2 separate regions of the Homo sapiens genome follow, and region 2 is linked to region 1. Evidence: chromatin loops called from intact Hi-C (ENCODE). Cell type or tissue: MCF 10A. All regions are shown on one strand. Links, peaks and the distances in the headings refer to the core of each region. The heading gives the core; the rest is flanking DNA.

What was found. A loop is a pair of places that touch in the nucleus more often than their neighbours do. Peaks named below come from ENCODE experiments on the same cell type or tissue, not always from the same donor. Only the 100,000 strongest peaks of a DNase experiment are listed, where the experiment ranks them.
Region 2: it touches region 1 in a loop (6-fold over the local background); 2 of 110 quality-filtered maps call a loop at or near these places.

What each region holds. Positions count from the first base shown.
Region 1 is chr6:62,770,862-62,780,360 of GRCh38, forward strand. No RefSeq gene overlaps it. Among named protein-coding and RNA genes, the nearest start is that of FKBP1C, 440 kb to the right of the region's middle. In MCF 10A, for the core only: a CTCF peak has its summit at 4,748 (motif pointing left); no DNase peak of the experiment used is centred there.
Region 2 is chr6:62,279,284-62,288,782 of GRCh38, forward strand. It overlaps KHDRBS2 (KH RNA binding domain containing, signal transduction associated 2), which reads right to left and starts at 6,942. Exons shown (of 9, transcript NM_152688.4): 1 at 6,575-6,942. The coding sequence starts at 6,665. RefSeq lists a silencer at 6,802-6,891. In MCF 10A, for the core only: a CTCF peak has its summit at 4,732 (motif pointing left); no DNase peak of the experiment used is centred there.

The DNA of each region.
Region 1 (9,499 bases), core at 724-8,723:
AAACGTTACAATATTATTTCCATAAGAAGAATCTCCACTTTTCTCATTTCTTCTCTTCAGATGGTGCCATATTTTTATAGCAACACAAAGAAATGTTGTAAGTGTGAAATTACTTACTTGGCCTTTTTATGGATTCATATGGCCTTACATGGAATGAAGGAAAGAATAAAAAATGGATATGATCCTGACCATGTTGAACAACAGATTTTCAAGACTGTCAGAAAAGGACCACAGTGCGTATATCAGCTAATTTATGTCAAGATGGCATTTTTGTGTAGTTATAAAAATGAAGAATATTATTTGTACAGAGCTTTAACTTGTACTGAGGCCTTCCACAAATGATATGTCATTGAGTTCTCACAATAAGTTACATTCTTTGCAAATTGTTTTGTGAAATTCTATATACATTTCACAAATGAAGAACGTGAGGTTCAGAGAATTTTTGCAAATTAATGACCAACCATAGATCTAGTAAGTTTCAGAGTTAGTACCTAAACCTAAACTTTGCCTCTTTATTCTTTATTCCCCAGTACTTGAACAGTTAACAAAGCATTTATTCTCTAGCAGGAAGTTACTTTGGCCTTCTATATTTAGTTTTGAACTTACCATTGAATAATTTCCATAATAGGCCAGGCATGGTGGCTCACAACTGTGATCTCAGTCCTTTGGGAGGCTGAGGCAGGAGGATTGCTTGAACCTAGGAATTCAAGACCAGCCTGGGCAAGATGGCAAGACCCTGTTTCTACAAAAATAAAATAAAGTAAAATTAGTTGGGCATGGTGGTGCATGCATGTAGTCCCAGTTACTCAGGAGGATGAGGTGGGAGGATTGCTTGAGCTCAGCAGTTTGAGGTTATGGTGAGCTATGATCATGCCACTGCAATCCAGGCTGGGTGACAGAAATAGAGACCCTGTCTTTTTAAATAATAATAATAATACCCATGATAAAAATACTTGTATTTTATTACTTTTCTTTTAATATTTATAACTCAGTGTGTGTCAGACTTTTTGCTAAGTCTTTCATATATATAAATAATAGATAGATAGATAGATAGATAGATAGATAGATAGATAGATAGATGCTCTATGAGGTATTGATTATCTGGACATGAATTCTCTGCTACATTCCTAAAGAAATACTCACTTTTCCCTATCTTATTCTGTCTGACATCAAGCTACTACTAGTCACACCATTTAGGACACTCAATTTAGATTATTTGATCTATTGTTCATCTATAACAAGATTCCAACCAGTGCCAACTCCCTGTCAATGCAAAATTCACTGAAATTTTACTTGCCCCACCTATTCACTTTTCCCTTTAGCCTACATGTAACCTGAAAATCACCTATCAATAATGCTTTTGAGAAAATAATTATCTAATTGGAAATCTATACCCTTTGAACAATATTTCCTCAATCCTTCACTCTCCTCCATCCCCAGTCTCTGGTAATCACTGTTCTATTCTCTACTTCCATGAGTTTGACTTTATTAGAGTCCACATATAAGTGAGATCATGACGTATTTGTCTTTCTGCGCCTGGCTTGTTTCACTTAGCATAATGTCCCCTAGGTTCATTCATGTTGTCAGAGATGACAGGATTTTCTTCTTTTGTAAAGTGGAATAGTATTCCATTGTATACATATATGTGTATATGACATTTTTAAATCCAGTCATCTGTTGATAATCATTGCACATTATATACAAATTCAACATACCACATTACACCTCATAAATGCATGCAATTATGATTTATCAATTAAAAATAATATTAATAAAAAGAGATAGTTTTTTATATTAATAGAAACCTATGTCCCACATATTTATTAGTACTGAATATGTATATAATCTGACTACTACATCTCCATCTCATTGAATATCAGGGTTCAGGTTTATATGAAAGCATTTTTTCTCATCTCCAAAACTGCATTTGAATTCCTTTGGAAGCTATGAATTGGATTTAGAAAACAATGACAGACTTCCAAAACAGACAGGGATATTTTTCAGTTATAATTTTTCAGGTAATTCTGACTTTCTATGTTAATTTTCTAACTCAGTGTTTTCCACTAATTTATAAAGGAGAACTGTAACCTTAATATATGCATTTTCCTCATAGCCAAAATTGTTGAGCTGTTGAAATCTAAACAACATTTAAAATATCTATCAGGGAGGGAGATGAGCCTTTAAGTTTTGAAATCTAATCTAAGATGATACTTCATAAACTTTTACTTACTGAGTTTATAAAAATGGGCTGTTTTAAAAAATATGTAGACTTTCTTGTCAAAGAGCCTGTCTTTGTTGTCTCTGATATCTAATTATTCCCCAAAGTAATCTCTTTGTATCCTTTCCTCCAAAACAAGTATGTGACAATCTGCTCCTCAGATAAAAGAACAAGGAAAGAATGGTATATGTTCTCATTCAAAATAAATATAAAAGATAAAAGAAATGAAGTGTAATAACAAATCCTAAGTGAAAAAAAATAAGATTTTAAAAAATTATTCCAACTGGGGAAAAGAACTATTAAATGTATGTATTTTATTTATATTGTCTTATCCGGAGTGGAAGGTGTGCTGACGCCTTCCACAAGTTGTTGTTCCACAAGTCAACACCAACCACAAGTTGTTTTTAACACAATACAATCTCTGTTTTTGTTTTTTTTTTTTTGTTTTTTTTTCAAATGAGGGGTAACAGAACTAATACCAGGCAGGTTAGGAAAAGATAACTTTGACGAATATTTAACCAAAATGACTTTTTTATGGAAAGAGGAAATTTCACAAGTTTGGATGTAAATAATGTCTTCCAAATTGATCTCAATAATAAAAGCTATTTTTATAATTTCTATGCAAGAGAACACAAATAGCTACCATAGCTATACAGATACCCCTAAAGAGAAATAGAGAATCCCCTTTTAACTGTTATGCCCTTCATTTCTTACTTTACCTGAGAGAGAAAACAAAACTTATATACTGTTCTACTTATTTTAGAAAACAGAAACTGATTTTCTTGTTGCATTTTATTTTACTTATGAGTATAAGTTGCATTTTATTTTACTTATGAGTGTCAGCTAATTATTCATGAATTAAACTGAAGGATGATCAGCTTGGAAGGTTTTATAAGATACAATATTGTGATTCACTTGTAACTACAGACTTAAGTAATCAGTAGAGCTTATAATATTAATAATTAAACTTGTATACTTAGTCCAGGAGAAGATATTTAGATTAAATAATGCTCCACCCCTGCCAAACAAGATGAGAGTACTCTAAATATATTTTCTCTGCTGTTGAGTTAACATTCCAAAAATAATTGTTTAAATTATGTATTCCTCTTTAGTGAGATAATGCTTGCATAGTCCATATAAGATGTTCCCTTAATTTTGATAATGCAATTTCCATTCAGTTCACTTTTAAGAAAAACATCTATTTTTGGTTAAAACATTATTAATTAATTTATTTATTTATTTATTTATATATATATTTTTTGAGATGGAGTCTCGCTCTGTCACCCAGGCTGGAGTGCAGTGGCGCAATCTCAGCTCACTGCAAGCTCCACCTCCTGGGTTCACGCCATTCTCCTGCCTCAGCCTCCCGAGTAGCTGGGACTACAGGCGCCTGCCACCACAGCCGGCTAATTTTTCTGTATTTTTTTAGTAGAGACGGGGTTTCACCGTGTTAGCCAGGATGGTCTCCATCTCCTGACCTCGTGATCCGCCGGCCTCAGCCTACCAAAGTGCTGGGATTGCAGGCGTGAGCCACCACGCCCCGCCAAAACATTGTTTTTAATAAATATGAAAATTTATATTTATGTGTTAAATTATTCCAAATTGTCTTCAATTCTTCATAATGATAAGAGCTCTGTAAACAGAAAAATATAGTCCTCCATCTATGACTTTCTTACTGCTGGCAGAAAAGAATTGAAGGGATGCATTGCTTCAGGAGCCTATGGGGTGACTGACAGATGCATTCCATTATACAAGTTTCACAATTATTAGGTCTAAGCTTCAACTCAGGGAGTCAAAGAGCATTTTGTGAGTGACAGAAAAAAGGAGTTTACATGGATGCATCTGCCTGTTCACATACTTTTTGGTGTTATATGTCGATGGCAAAGAAAAGCATCAGACCTTTCTATACAACATCCCTGAAGTGTTTCTGTGCAAGGTGAGAGGAAGGGGAAAGTTTAGATGATAGAGAGCATAAGGTAGAGATAGGGGGCTGGGAGAGAGTTATGTATCCTCTTTTCCTCCCTCATAAAAACATAGAATGCGTCCCTAAGTGGCTTTATATCTGCCCAATCTCCCTTCTTTCATAGACGCTGTAAATAATGGTAGCGAACCACCTTCTATTTCTTATAATATGACTTTGCTCTAACAGGACATACATAAATATCTGACTTCCTGCTAACAGTCATCCTAGGTTCCCTTTCATTAGAGTTTATTCTCTTACGTGTGAATGTTTTTTTCACTGAATTTATAAATGGAAAGTAATATTCTCTTGTATCTTTCTTCTTTCCAGAAATATTTCATTTATTCAAGCACAAAATAGTACCTTAGGGGACTTTCTCTTTTGAATGAAATGGTAAACAGGGAACAATAAAAAGACTTCATGTTAATTGTTCAATTTTGCGTGCATTTGGTGTTTGAAATAAATTAGCAGCGACTTTATTTTGGATATAGAACTATATAGTACTGTAAATAAAACATTTAACTGATTCCATTTTCCCTGTCAGCATAAAGAAGTTTGAAATATATTGATAACATTGCATGGCTCCCTCTGGTGGTTAACACCTGAAAACTCTCATTAATTTGGTAGAAGACAAGCAGTCAAGAAAGTAAATAAGGAAAAATTATCTGTGCAACAAATTTGAAGATAGATATAACTGAGATCGTTTCTCCATTAAAATATCTTAGCAATTGAGCTATATTAAGGAAGTTGTTATTGAAAATCTCTATCTTTCCTGGAAACCACTAAGGGCCTCTTAGCTTGCAGTGGGCATTTTGCTACCAGTTGGAGGTGCGGTGAGTGAACTCCAGTAGGCCTATGTGAGCAGCAATCAAATTAACTCCACAGCTATGTAGTCCAAGCTCTGTGGTGTCCTAATTACATTTAAAGAGGGGATAAAAGAACTGGAAAGATGACAAATGATGAAAGCGGAAATGAAACAAGGAAAACTCCAAAAAGAATTTAGGAAGAGATATACAGGGCTTCCATGTGATGATTCTTTTTTTGCTTTTCATTTTGCCTTTCAAATTAAACATTGCAACACAGATCGTAAAGTTCACTTTGTGTTTATTAAAATGTATGGCCCTGCTAGTGTGTATATTTCTCTGCCTTTTAGGACATACTTAGGATCCATTCTGTACACATTATCTTCCATACTAAGCATTAGTTCACTTAATCTGTCCATTAGTTAAGTGTTATTAATCCCATTTTTCAGATGATGAAACCAAGTCTCATGTAGACTGCATAACTTTCCCAAGTCACACAACTAGTAAATTAAGATTGGAGCCTAGGCTGGGCACGGTGGCTCACGCCTGTAATCCCAACACTTTGGGAGGCCGAGGAGGGCGGATCACGAGGTCAGGAGTTTGAGACCAGCCTGGCCAACATAGTGAAACCCCATCTCTACTAAAACTACAAAAAATAGCCAGGTGTAGTGGCAGGAGCCTGGAATTTCAGCTACTTGGGAGGCTGAGGCAGGAGAATCAGAATCGCTTGAACCCGGGAGGCTGAGGTTGCAGTAAGCAGAGATAGCGCCATTGCACTCATGCCTTGGCGACAGTGAGAGACTCTGTCTCAGAAAAAAAAAAAAAAAGGTTGGAGCCTAAATAGGTTTAATACCAGAGCCCATCTTATTTCCAGCATACAACCCTTTCTCTTTCAAGTTACAGGATTTATACATGAATATTTTTTAACGATTGTGACATAGTTGGTGGGCATTTTTATTACCACCCTCCTAATCTATTTTAAACTTCATAATCTAGTGAAAAAACTGCTAACCTTTTGTTGATATTTTATTACCCTTTCCATTTTGTTAGTTTGTAACAGTTTCATCTTGAAACAAAATGTAGAATAAGGGGGCCTATGGTACTTCAAATGAGTAATTTTTTTAAAATAAGATTGTCCTTATAGGAAATTGGGCATACATTTTGTGTCAGATCCAAGTTAAGAGCTTGATAGGTACTCTATGAAAACTTTAAAATCCCAGGCTTTGCCCTAGCACCCTGGTTTCTTGAGTTAGAATCTCTACTTTCCTATTTCACAGCTATGTGACTCTCACAAGTTACTTACAACTTCTGAGTTTGAGTTCTCCTATCTGTAAAGCCAGCATAAAGATACTACCTACATTCTAGCATTGTTTTGTGAATTAAATTACTTGAGATAAAGTGCTTAAAACAGCCTGAAACATGGGAAATCCACACTAAGTATTCAATTGAGAAATTGAGCTATAGCAATAAAATAAATCAAATAAATCACCAGGGCACAGAGCCAAAGAAGTGAAAAATCCAAGACTTAAGCAAAAGCAGTCTGTATCTGGCATTTGAAGCTGAATTATTGCTCAGCATTACTGTTTAGTAAGCCAATTACTACTTTGGAGTCTCTCTCCCTTTGTTAAAAGTGTATCTGGATAAGCATAAACAATTGTTATTATGTTCTTTTCTTTCAGTTAAGAAGTTCACTCATTTTCAGAATGGTTGGAGTAAAATCGAAGTTAAAGCTACAGACATTTCAAGGTCCCTGAAGATGTTTCCTACTTTTCAGTGGGAGTTCTTTGAACAATTTTCCTCCCTATTCACACAAGTAGTACATGGTTGAAAGCAAATAAATGATGGCTTAGATAGTCTTTAAGACACATTCTGAATAATTCTTCATTAAAAAAAGTAGATTCTAGAAATGCTTCAGAGTAGCAACAAGTCTTCAACAAATGTCCATGCTCATGTTTAACACTTCTAGCCATACTTAGTAGTAGCCTAATCAACCCATGGCTGCTAGTATTTGAGAAAGGCAATGAGGGAGTAAAACCCTGATAAGTATTTAAGACTATTTCTTCTGTCTAGTAAATATAAACTGTACATATGTTTGTGTATAATTTTTTAAATCCCTCTTCTTCAGGCATCTGTTAGTCTCCAGGTCATTATTATTAAGTTAATCTTCATTACCCTCTTTCAAATATCTTATCAGTAGGGGACTATTGAATGTTTGGAAAGTGGAGACATGTAGTCGCCTGAACCCATGCTTTAGGGTTAATAGGCTTTAGGCAATACTGCCAAATGTATCGTAGGCCCACTTTTGCAGCTCCAAAATTAGGCTTCAATATGGTTTCAGGGATGTGAAGCTTTAGAAAAAAGCCTTTCTTGCATCTGTGAAAAATGTTTTTTCCAGTGCAGAGGAAATAATATACACCTAACTCAGTATGTCCACTATTTTCCTTGAAGAAGGGATTTGAAAAGATGGTGAGAAAAAACTCAATCTCTTTTCCCTTGTCTTTCCCATATTTAACGTGAAGGACAATGAATATGGTTTAAAAAAATGTGTGCGGCCCAATATAGGACAATCTTCTCGTGGAGATACCTTATTATGAGGTATCTGTTTAAATTTAGATAATCTGCATATGTTTAAGAGGGATTCCTATTTTATAATCCAAGGAATAATTCAAGAAAGAAACTGATAAGACTGCCCCAGAACCTTTGTAATAGTGTTGTAGTGGTTATAATTAGTTTTAATTAAATGTTTTCTGATATAAACTGGATTCATTAAGCCAACCAAAGATAGTTAACTGAGAGTTCATCAATTTACATAACTAACTCAGCTAAATATGATATGAAGAAGAGGGGTCTTTATATTTTTATAATGAAGAAGACATGATTTTTGGAAATTTTTACAAATGTTTAAAGAAAAGGTCAATCCATGAAATTAGGCATTAGTTCTATGCACACAAATACTCTTGCTATTCTAAGATTCTCTTTTTGTAGTACTATATTAATAATTACAGTGATAGGACTCCTGTGTTAGGACCATGTTTTGCAAAAAAATATTTAAAAATGAAACTAAAATTTAAATTCTGAAATTATAAATGTCTGTGTTAAAAGATCCTTTTATAGCTTTTTCCCATTTATATTTTATTTTTTATTTGCGACTCAGAAACAAGGACCACACTTTCGTACAAACATTTTCAAGTTAATGAGATTTAGTGTCTGGAATAGGTACCTAGAAACTTAGTTCTTGACCATTTGTCATGGCCTATCTATTCACATACATGTCAACTTTTCAGGGGCAGATTAAACTCAATTCAAAATGAGTTTAGTTCTAATTTGGTTTAACCAAATCTAACTGAAGGGAAGAAATTCCTAAATAGCAAAAGTTCTTGTACTAGGTTAAATAATTTGCTTCTGCTGCCTATTCAGTATTATTTATTCTGAATTCATCTGTTTGATTTATTTATATACTATAATGACATAATTTAATATTCCACCTTCAGCTTTCTAATAAACCTGTAAAGGGTTATAACAAATTGCATAGAGAAAATTTGTCATAACTTAGAAACCAGAAACAAGAACTGAGAAAACTGGTCATCTGCAAGACTATGCTGCCTACAGGATAAGGACCCTAAGTATTGGGCCACATGGCATACTCCAGTGTGCGGGCTTCAACTCAGATACCTACATTTGAATCCTTGTCCCTAAACTTATTATATCACCCTGTTGAGTTACTTTATCTATTTGAGGCTCAGCTTTTCTATTATTAAAATAGGAATAATAATGCCTACTCTAATTTGGATGATGATGAAATGGGATGAAACCTCTAAAATGCAGAGCACAGTCACTGTAATCAGAATGATCTCTTAAATGGCAGTTGTGACTACTATAATTTATACATCTTTGGATCTTCTCGATGCCATCTTATTCTTGATCTCACTAAATATTTATCTGATGCTTGTTGTATGTCCTGTATTTACTTTATGCAGGGAATACAAAGAGAATGTGGTATGTGTCTGGTTCTTGAGGACTACCTAGTGAGCAAGTGTTATGTGTTGTACATTGTATGTTTTATAATTTGATTTGAATTTTTCAAAATCATATTTGTAATTTTGATTTTATTAAATGGTATTTTTCTAATATTTTGAATTAGCCATTTTCACAATTAGGAAAAAGTGAACAGAATTAATAATATTTGTCATTCCTTTAATTACACTTATACATTCAAAACAGAATCTCCATTGCACAGTCCTTGGTTGGACAAAGTCTTATAACAGCTAAGACCTTCTTATCTTTGGACATGTGCTTGTTTCATGCTTAACTAAGTTTAAGTAGCTTTTTCTGGAAACCTTGTGGAGATCTGTTTTCAAATTTTTGCCTTTGATATATATATCTGTTTTTATTGTAATACCTAATTATTTTTTAACCTCCAACTGACAAATTTCACCTAAATTTAGATTGGATATGAAGAAGAAACCTACAGTATTTTTATTTTCTTTTTGCTTGAGATTTCATGTCTCATCTCCTTAA
Region 2 (9,499 bases), core at 963-8,962, 490 kb before region 1:
ACTTTCAAAGTGGCCTCCTGAGGTTTTGAATTATGCAAAGATAAAATATGACTGAATTAGTATTATCATTGTAAGTGACAGAATTACTGAAAAATTGTTTCTGGAGATATCTTCTAAACACATGGTAGGAGAAAAAGGAAGATATGAGGTCAGCATCATTCAGTTAAGAAACATTTATTGAGGCCTTCTACATATAAGACTGAAGGCAAGCATTAAAAATTCAAAGACAGAAGTCATAGTATGGCCCTCAAGCTTAGAGGGGGAGACAACCAAGATCAAAAAGAATTGCATGTTGCAATGTAGTAGTGGTGGATAGGTTGAAAATAAAACCAGAAGTGCACTTAATTTATAATGAATTAGATGAGAAGCCATTATGAAAGGCTTACTAGAAGAAGGAATAGCAGTACTCAGTTTTATTGGATGAAGATAAATTATAATCATGGAGAGAAGCTAGAAAGGGCATTCTAAAGTGAGGTCTTAGCATGTGCAACACCTTAGAGATAGGAGAGGACAGAGAGAAGAGCAAGTGTTATTCACATGCGGAAGAGGTAGCAGAGGGGCCAACAGGGGGCTGGTTCTCAAATCTGATGGAGAAAAGCCTGTTTGGCCTCTACCTGGCACCATCACATACCAGGCACTGTGAAAAGTGCTGCTAATATAGTGATGAAAAAGACTTGGTTCTGCTCCTCAAGAGGAGACAGAGAGGAGCTGTTTCTCTAGTGAGAGAGACAGGCACAACCTGATCATTCTAAAATAACAGTTTGAATAGTGATCTAGAGGCGTTCGTTATGGGAATGAGGGGAAAATATCTAGCTTTCTGTGAATAGGTATGGGAATGTCAAGGGAGTGTAGAGAGTGAATTATAAGCAGTTTGGTATACCTGAGAGAAATTAAGCAGAAAGGCTGAAGAGATGCTTCTGGAGAGGTAAGCATATTATAAGAACGTCAAGGGGTATGGACTACGCCTTGCAGGCAATGGAAATTATTAAGAAGTGTGACATGGTGAGACTTTAAATGAATTACTGTGACAGCATTGTGTGTGTTGGTGTGGGAAGGAGGGAAATGAAGGATGATGAGGGCAAGAAACGGTCAAAAAAGGAAGTAAAACCAGTAGAATATAGTGCCCAGAAGACAAGGAAGATGGAAAGAAATCAGAAGAAGGTCAACAGTGGAAAGTGCAGCCAAGAGACTTGATAAGGGGTCAGAAAAAATTTACTCAATTTGGCAATATGAGATTATTCTGTCACTAGGGTCATCAGTTTCAGGACAGTGATGAAGACAGAAGCCAAACCGAATAATTCTAAAAAGGTAAATTAAGAAAGTGAGGCAGCTAGTATATACTAGTATTATCAGAAGTTTGAAGGAAACAAGGAAGGACAAATGTCAAGAGAGATTATTTTCCAATATTTGTGGCAAGTGAAAGAAGTATTCTATTTCTTCAAATTATTCACATTGAATCATGTTGACAGCTGCTATAAAGAAAGAGTCGATCGGGAGAAAGAGTAGGAGATACAAATAAAGGATTTAACTACAGAATGAGTCCAGAGATGAAGAGCATTTGGGTCAAGGATATGGATGGCAAGTCAACCCTGAAGAAAAGAAACATTTGGTCTTCTGGGAATGAAAGACAATGACGATGGCTATGGAAGTTTTTAGGTGGTAGGAGGTTGAGGAATAGCAGAAGAGAGATATCCATTTCCTCCAATAAAACAGATGATGAAATCACCTGCTGAGAGTGAAGAACATGTGGGTTTAAGATGAAGCCTGAATAGGTCTGAAATTACTCTTGAAATAAATAGGACCAGGGCTAATCAAGCCCATGGTTAAAGACTGACAAGTGATCATTTACTAAACATGATATTTTTAAAACCCTCAATCTAATCCTTTTTCATAAGGTAATTTATTTCATAATTTGCTTTATGAGTTCAAATGTAACTCAGCAGTAATCTAAAGTAAGGCAGTGTTTATTTTACTTATTTTCTCAAATTGAGGTGCATCATCATGTTATGTTTGTTTAATTTCTGCTTATATTTTTGTTATACACATAAAAATTATTGGCCGGGCACAGTGGTTCATGCCTGTAATCCTAGCACTTTGGGAGGATGAGGCAGGTCAATCACAAAATTCGGAGTTTGAGACCAGCCTGGCCAACATGGTGAAATCCAGTCTCTACTAAAAATACAAAAATTAGCCGGGTGTGGTGGCACGCACCTGTAATCCCAGCTACTTGGGAGGCTGAGGCAGGAGAATTGCTTGAACCCAGGAGGCAGAGGTTGCAGTGAGCCAAAATCGCACCACTTCACTCTAACCTGGGCAACAGCGCAAGGCTCTGTCTCAAAAATAAAATAAAATAAATTTTTAAAATACGGCTTATGTTATCACAAGCATCACAAGCAGAAGTTGTTTTTTGTTTGTTTGTTTTTGTTTTTGTTTTTTCATCTTAAAAGAACCCTGCCTGGTAGGTATCACTTTTCCTGTTATATAGATGAAGAAACTGAGTATCAGAGAGGTGGAAAAAAAATGACACATCCTTTATTTCCCAGTAGGTAGAAGTGTCAATAATCACTCCCAAGTGTTTTTCTTGTCAAAGTAGAAATTTTCCACTATATCATAAATTGTCTTAATTGAAGATCAAAGATAACTTGAATTTAATTTTTTGCCCATGTTTGTTTTGTATTTAAGAAACATAAGATTATCCCAAGTCTATTGGGAGAAAAAGGTGATTACGTTAATCAAAAGAAAAGTCACTTTAAAGAGTCACAGGAACACTATTTTTTAACCAGAAGCTGTTTTAGACATGACACTAATAACTTTCCTTAATTAAAAAACTTATCAAGCTTTATGAAAAATATTTAAGAAACACGATCTAACTAAAAAATGGTTCTTATTGATAATCTAAATGTAGTTAACTCACAAGTTTGCATGTGTGGTAAGTATTAATCCCTCTTTTCTTAATATTTTTAAGATCTCATTTATATCTGCAGAAATAAAGGCCAAGTCTAGATGGCAGGTCAAACTTTTTACTAAAGTTTGAAAATAGCGCCTACAGTTTTTTGAAAACCATTCGAACTGCTGGAATATTTGGCAATATTTGACATCGTCATATAATGAGTCAACCAAAATGGTTATGATTATTTCAGTGCTTGCAAAGATTTCAGGCTAGAAAATCTTCCCCAAACCTCTCTTAATTGGACAAAAATTTATAATGCTCCTAGGAGTATGGAATCACCATAACTGAATATATAAATCTGAACAGATCTATGTCTGTCAGCAGACACAGAATATTTCCAGATAATATTTTCATGTATATACATTTTTGGCCTCAAACATTAATAGTAGTTCAATAGACTTAAGAACATAAATCTGTCCCCAGTACCCAAAATAAAGTATATGCCTCAAATTACATTTTAGTGCCATAAATATATTATTAATCATTAAACTAGGAAAGAATGAAAAAAGTTTCAAAAATGTGCAGCCATTGAATTTTTGTTCCGAATATACAAACATCACTTCGTTGTATCATCAGTAGCCTGAGACTTAATTAGAATTGCAAAAAAACATATACATCACTTAGTCCAACTCCTTAATTTGAGAGACAAGGAAACTGGGCCCAGGGAAAGAAAGCTTACCCAGATTCAGTTGAGGTTAAAGTGGAATTCAAATCTAGGTATCTAGATTCACAGTTTAATGCACTTCCCAGAAGCAGAAAAGATATAAATAAACTTATGTAATTTCATCTGGCAACCAAATTCAGACACTGAGTAGAACTTTAAGGATAGTCCTGAGTTTGCTGTTTTATCATATTCAAAAGCACCTACCATAACAAGTGGATAACTAAACAACATTATAATCGCAGGATGAACATTATTTTAATTATTTAAGCATATTATAAACAAACTTCAAACTACATTATTCAAGAACTCTTCTGAGTAACAATCAACTGAAATCATTCTCATTGAAAACACACAGCACAAACAAGTGAAATAAAACAAACTACAATGGACCCCCCAAAAACCCCAAATAAACATCCAACTAGTACTTTCAACCCCACAGCCTTCAATTCTACATGAAGCACTGTCAATTGAGCACTGATTTGCCTGTATCACCAATCAAAATGCAAAATAAATCATTGTGAAATCTCATTGGTTTATACTACTGCCTTTATATATATTAGCTTCCGGAAAATCATTCTGAAGAACTGAATCATCTGTATCATTTTTACTACTCACTCAGGCTTGACACTGTCTGCACAGTACTGACTGAAATGTACTTTGCACCTTCTTTCCAAATGAATATCTATGTCAGGTTTATTTACAGCCACTCCCTTCAATCAGTGCATTCTCAGGTATGAGAAATAAAATAATCTCAACCATACTCTTCTATAGAGATCTGAAACTAAGCGTGGACATCTTGGCAACTGGCCTTTGGAAAGATAATGAAAGATCTATACCATAAAATATACATTAAGATTATTGAGATTCCAAGAACAATCATCTTACACTCTTTAATTAGCACATGTAAAGAGCCCCAGGTACAGAGAGCTAATATAAAACCTATGCACCCTTTTGCATAACTCTTTAGGTACTCCAAGATTATTATAACCTCCTCCATTCTCTTTTCCTCATTCTGATTTCTCTGAAATTTGGGTAACCTCTTTGTTTCTTACTTAGATGTTTTTCTCTATTTAGGAGCTTTTCCTTCTAATTCTTTACAAAAGCAGGGCATGCTTCCCCCTGCTGGGAAAAAATCAAATTACAAGGTACATCAGAACATGTTCCTAAGTATTATATCAAGAAATCAAGTTCCTAGGAAAGATAAAATGTTAAGGAACCAAGTGCATTCTCTGACTGTTTTACCAGCCACAGAAATACTTATGCACTCTGTTAAGAGTTTCTTGTATGCATTTATTTAGCTTGGCCGTCTTCAAGTACAATAACTCATATTAATGACTGATGAATTAATCTTTGAGCCACTTGTCTCAAATAGAACTCCAATTAGCGGGTCAGAGAGAATGATCAATTTGTAACTTTTTTTTCACTTTAAAGACATATTATAAGCTACATAAAGAAAATTCTGGAAAATATATTGAAGACTATTCAAAATATATTAAAGATACTGAAGACTGGTAAGACTTGCCTTTTAAATCATTTCAAACAATCTTAAACATCTATTAACACATTATTTTGCTATTATTTTTATGTAGTTGTCTTTTTTGGGAAAGTAAAAAAAGTTCGTTTTTATTGACTTTACTTTTCCACTTTAATTTATATTTTTTTTCATTCAGTAACCAAGAAAGTAGTAGGCATAATTGTATTTCACCTTCCCACTTATCTATAAAACTAGCTTTTTCCCTGAAAACAGTTTAGTTATTTCACATGTTCCATGTTTTGAATATAAATCTTTTCCTAATTGTTTAGTATTTAAACATAGAAAAATACCTTACACTTCATTGTTAATATAAATAACAATTCATAAATTAAAAAATATAGCTAATGCCTATTTAAATCATATATTGAGGAGCAGAATTTATTCTTCCTTGGTACAACTAAGTCTCAAAAAAATCTTTTAATACTGAGGAGCTTGGGTAGAGGAAGTTATCCGTTTTAGTTTTTTGCTGTATGTAAGTCCATAACAAACTTAGCTACAAAACTGCATTGTAACCAATTTGATGATGAAGCAATTCATTATTAATGAAGCATTCATCTAAAAAAAATCTGCAGATGTTTTAAAAAGGCATGGGTAAGTAACTACAGATACCATAGGTGTCTTTAGTATTTAGATGGCATTATTATAACATAAATGGAGTAATTCGGTTAATAAAGTTCATGTGTCTTTTTTCAAAAAAAAACCTTTCAAAGCAATGCAAAAAACAAGACATATGTGTTCCTCTAGGAATGAAATCCCCTTTAACATTACAGGTACACAAAAGAAAATGCACACTTGGTAAAACAGTTGATCAATTATAGAGTGTTCCCAGGGACCAATATCTCACAGAGTACCCAATCATCACACTTCAAATAAATGTATAAGCACTTTAGCCTTTACTTACCACATTAACATACATATAAGAACATGCATAGTTTAATGCATAGGTTAATTCTAACACTTTCCATAGGATAGACTTTGATTAAAGGGTATCAAAAATCACTTCCTAAATGCAGCAAAAAATAAAAATAAAAATACCGATCTGTAGCTACGAAGCTCTTAGAACACTACATTGATCACCATTTACTTCCAAACTGCTTTCCCTTCCCTCTGCGAAGTGAAAATGTCCCTGTAGACCGCGTTACATACACTTTATGGTTTCTCTATCAATGATCCTAACAGGTCACATCGCCACTGCCATTAGATCTCCGTAGCTTTGGTCTTCTCCAAATTAAGACGTGGAGAAGGAGCACTGCTGTCCGCCCCAAGAACGGGGTCTGTCCGCCCGAGCTCTAAGGCGAGCATCTTCAGGGGGACAGTTTCTGCGAAGGCGGGGAGAGGAGTCCCTCCCCAACTTCACTCCCCTAATCAAGCCGCGGGTGAGATAGGCAGCCGGCGGTTTGTGCCCATCTGTGGGGGCAAGTCCTACCTTCTGCCAAAAGGCGCGACGCATGCACAAAAGATGGATCCAGGCTATCTTTCTCTGCCATCAGCTCAGGCAAATATTTCTCCTCTTCCATAGCGCGGACTTCGGATTGTCCCCGGGCGAAGCGCGAGGTTCCGCTCGCTCGGACGCAGGCAGGGTCTTGGGGCAGCGCCTGGCTCCCGCGCTGCTCCTCCTCCGCGCGGCGAGGGATCTCTGTGCGTCCTCACTGGCCCATGCACCCAGCACCTGCGACTCCCGCCGTCGGGCTGCGTGGCCCCGCGCCCACACCTGCCCGTCCCTTCCGTCGTCCCTCGCTCGCGCAGAGCCCCGGCTCACACCAGCGGCCTTAACTGGAGAGGCGGGAACAGGACGCGGCCCACCTCCGCCAACCACTCATTGGTGGTGGTGCCAGGAGAGGCGGGGCGCTGGCAGAAGGCCGCGGGCTCTCATTGGGCGGTAGCGCAAGTCGGGTGGCCTGACTGGCAGGAGGCAGCTGCAGAGGGGAAGGGAGCTCGGAAGATGCAAACGCTTTCTTCTTGCGCCCAAGCCTTCCCTGGCTATTAGGCATGCCCAGTTTTGTGGAGTTCTCTGTGTCTTCAGCTAAGGCGCAGAGGAGAGAGAGCGCGGGAAAAGCGCAGGTTAAAGAGAGAGGTCTGAGTACAAGTGGACAGGGGAGATGGAGATGAGAAGTGAGCCACCCGAGAGGGTGGAAAAGCGCCAGGGAAAGTCTCAGGAAGGTAGATGGGACTTCACCTGCGTCCCTAAGGCACAGGTGTCTCCTTTCCCTCACACAGCTCAGGCGCACTCCAGTTGTGCAGGAATCAGCAGCGCACTGGGTCTGGAAATACAATGAAGACTGCATGTGATCGGCAGCTGGTATTTCCGATGACCTACATCTCAGGGACGCAGTAGGATGTTCATTGATAAACAAATAAAGCGGCTCGAAGAAATATTGTGCAGAGACATGATTGAGGTGTACAATCATTAGGATATTGAATTAGTTCTGGTAACCTATCCGTGCCTCCTTTCCCCAGACCCTATCTGTGGAAGGGAGGTTGGGAGGGGCTGAATTTAAAAACCAAAAACAATATGATTCATTAGTCACAGTTTGTGAAAGAATTGGGAAGACATGTAGAAGAAAGAAGAGACTAGAAAATAGGTAACCACGTTTGCTCTAATTTTCCCCTTTCTCCTAGTTTTAGATGTGCCAGTCTCTTTCACCAGGTACTGTTGCTGAGCTACTTTGTATTATCCCACCTCTATTTAAAGGAAAGTTAAACCCTCATGATATCACCAAGCGTGGAGGCAAAGCCCATCCTTCTTTTACCAATGCGGCTATAAAATGTAACTTGCATGCCTCAATCGCTAGGAAACAATCTTTCCCCAAGTCTTGGGTTCTCGTTTCATAAGTAGTCATTTCCTGATTCTTCTCTCCCCCATTATTTTTGGTGTGGAAGAATGAGGGCCAACTTTGCTACAAATAAAATGTGCTGAAATTTTTCCAACTTATCTTACTGTATTTAAATATTTTCCTTTTAATTTTTAGATAAATTCGGGAGATTAACTTTTATTTGTATAATGTTTAAATAACGTAACGTGCCTCACATTGATTATTTCAATACGTCCTCACAGAAGCACTCTGAAAAATGCCAGCCAAGTATTACTTTCTCTGTTTGTATAAATATGGAAACTGAGGCAAAACAGAGAAATCGTCTCATGTCTAGTTAATGCTGAAGTTGAGATTAAAATTCAATTCTATATTAGCACCATTTATATCCAGAATATACTGCTTCAACCTACCTTTCTGTGTGTTATATATTTAATTTATTTGTGCATGTGTGCATTCAACAAATGTTTATTGGATACTGAAAAGAGTCTAGGGACAGTACTTAAAATTGGAGAAACATTGGTGAATAAGATACATACACATTCATTCCTTGTCATCACAAAGATGTTTTCTAATGGGAGAAGATAAATAAAACCAAGTATACAAGAGGAATGGTAATTGTTGACTGCAATAAAGGTCAAGAATGAACCAAGGAGTTAAGAAAGAGAATACAAGGGAAGACATTAGTTTCTTTATTTTTGACTAGGGTAAACATACAATCTCGATAAGCAGCTGATATTTACGGTGAAAACTCATGGAAAAGAATGAACCAAGTGAGTACAATGTGCAAAGAAAGACATTCCAAGCAGGGGAACTTGCCCCTGAAAAAGCCCTGTGGTGGAAAGAACTGTGCTGTCTTTTGGAATTGACTGAGGTCAATGTGACTACTGTAATATGGGAAAGAATGGAATCAATAAGGGAGGGGGGATTGATGTGTACAAACACTGAAGATTTGATGAATGAAAATTATTTGGATTTTATTCTAAGTGTAATAGGGGACCATAAAGTATTGGTATCTTTCTGGATGTGCTTCTTAATCTCTTTCTGATTCTTATGTTACTTTCAAAGGAGCTATTATTTAGAATTGAGTATATATACAGAAAGTTCTTGCTATTTTATCTGTGTGCAGAATGTTTAGTAGTTGAAGGGTCATGCATCCTGCACCTGGTCTGCAACAGGGATATAAAGGGAAAATATGCTTCAAACTTAAAAGAGGTGGCTACGATTTGCTATGGTAGTAAAGGGTGAATACGATGCCAACCACAGGCAAAAAACTGTAAATGTTTTCGAATAAATGTAAATTAGAACAAAATATTTTACAATTACAATAACATTTTGCTTTGCAGCATATCAAGACATTAAAAGCATATGGTGAGGATGGAGACGTGCAGAAACCCAGTTTCATGAATGAAGAAGGTGTAGTAACTCTTATAATGTCCAGCAACAACAACTACTTTATTATTCACAGCCATCTTTTCCATGATTACAGGATTAATAAGAAGATACCACAGCGAGCTGTCCAAGTGCTGACTTTATTATAC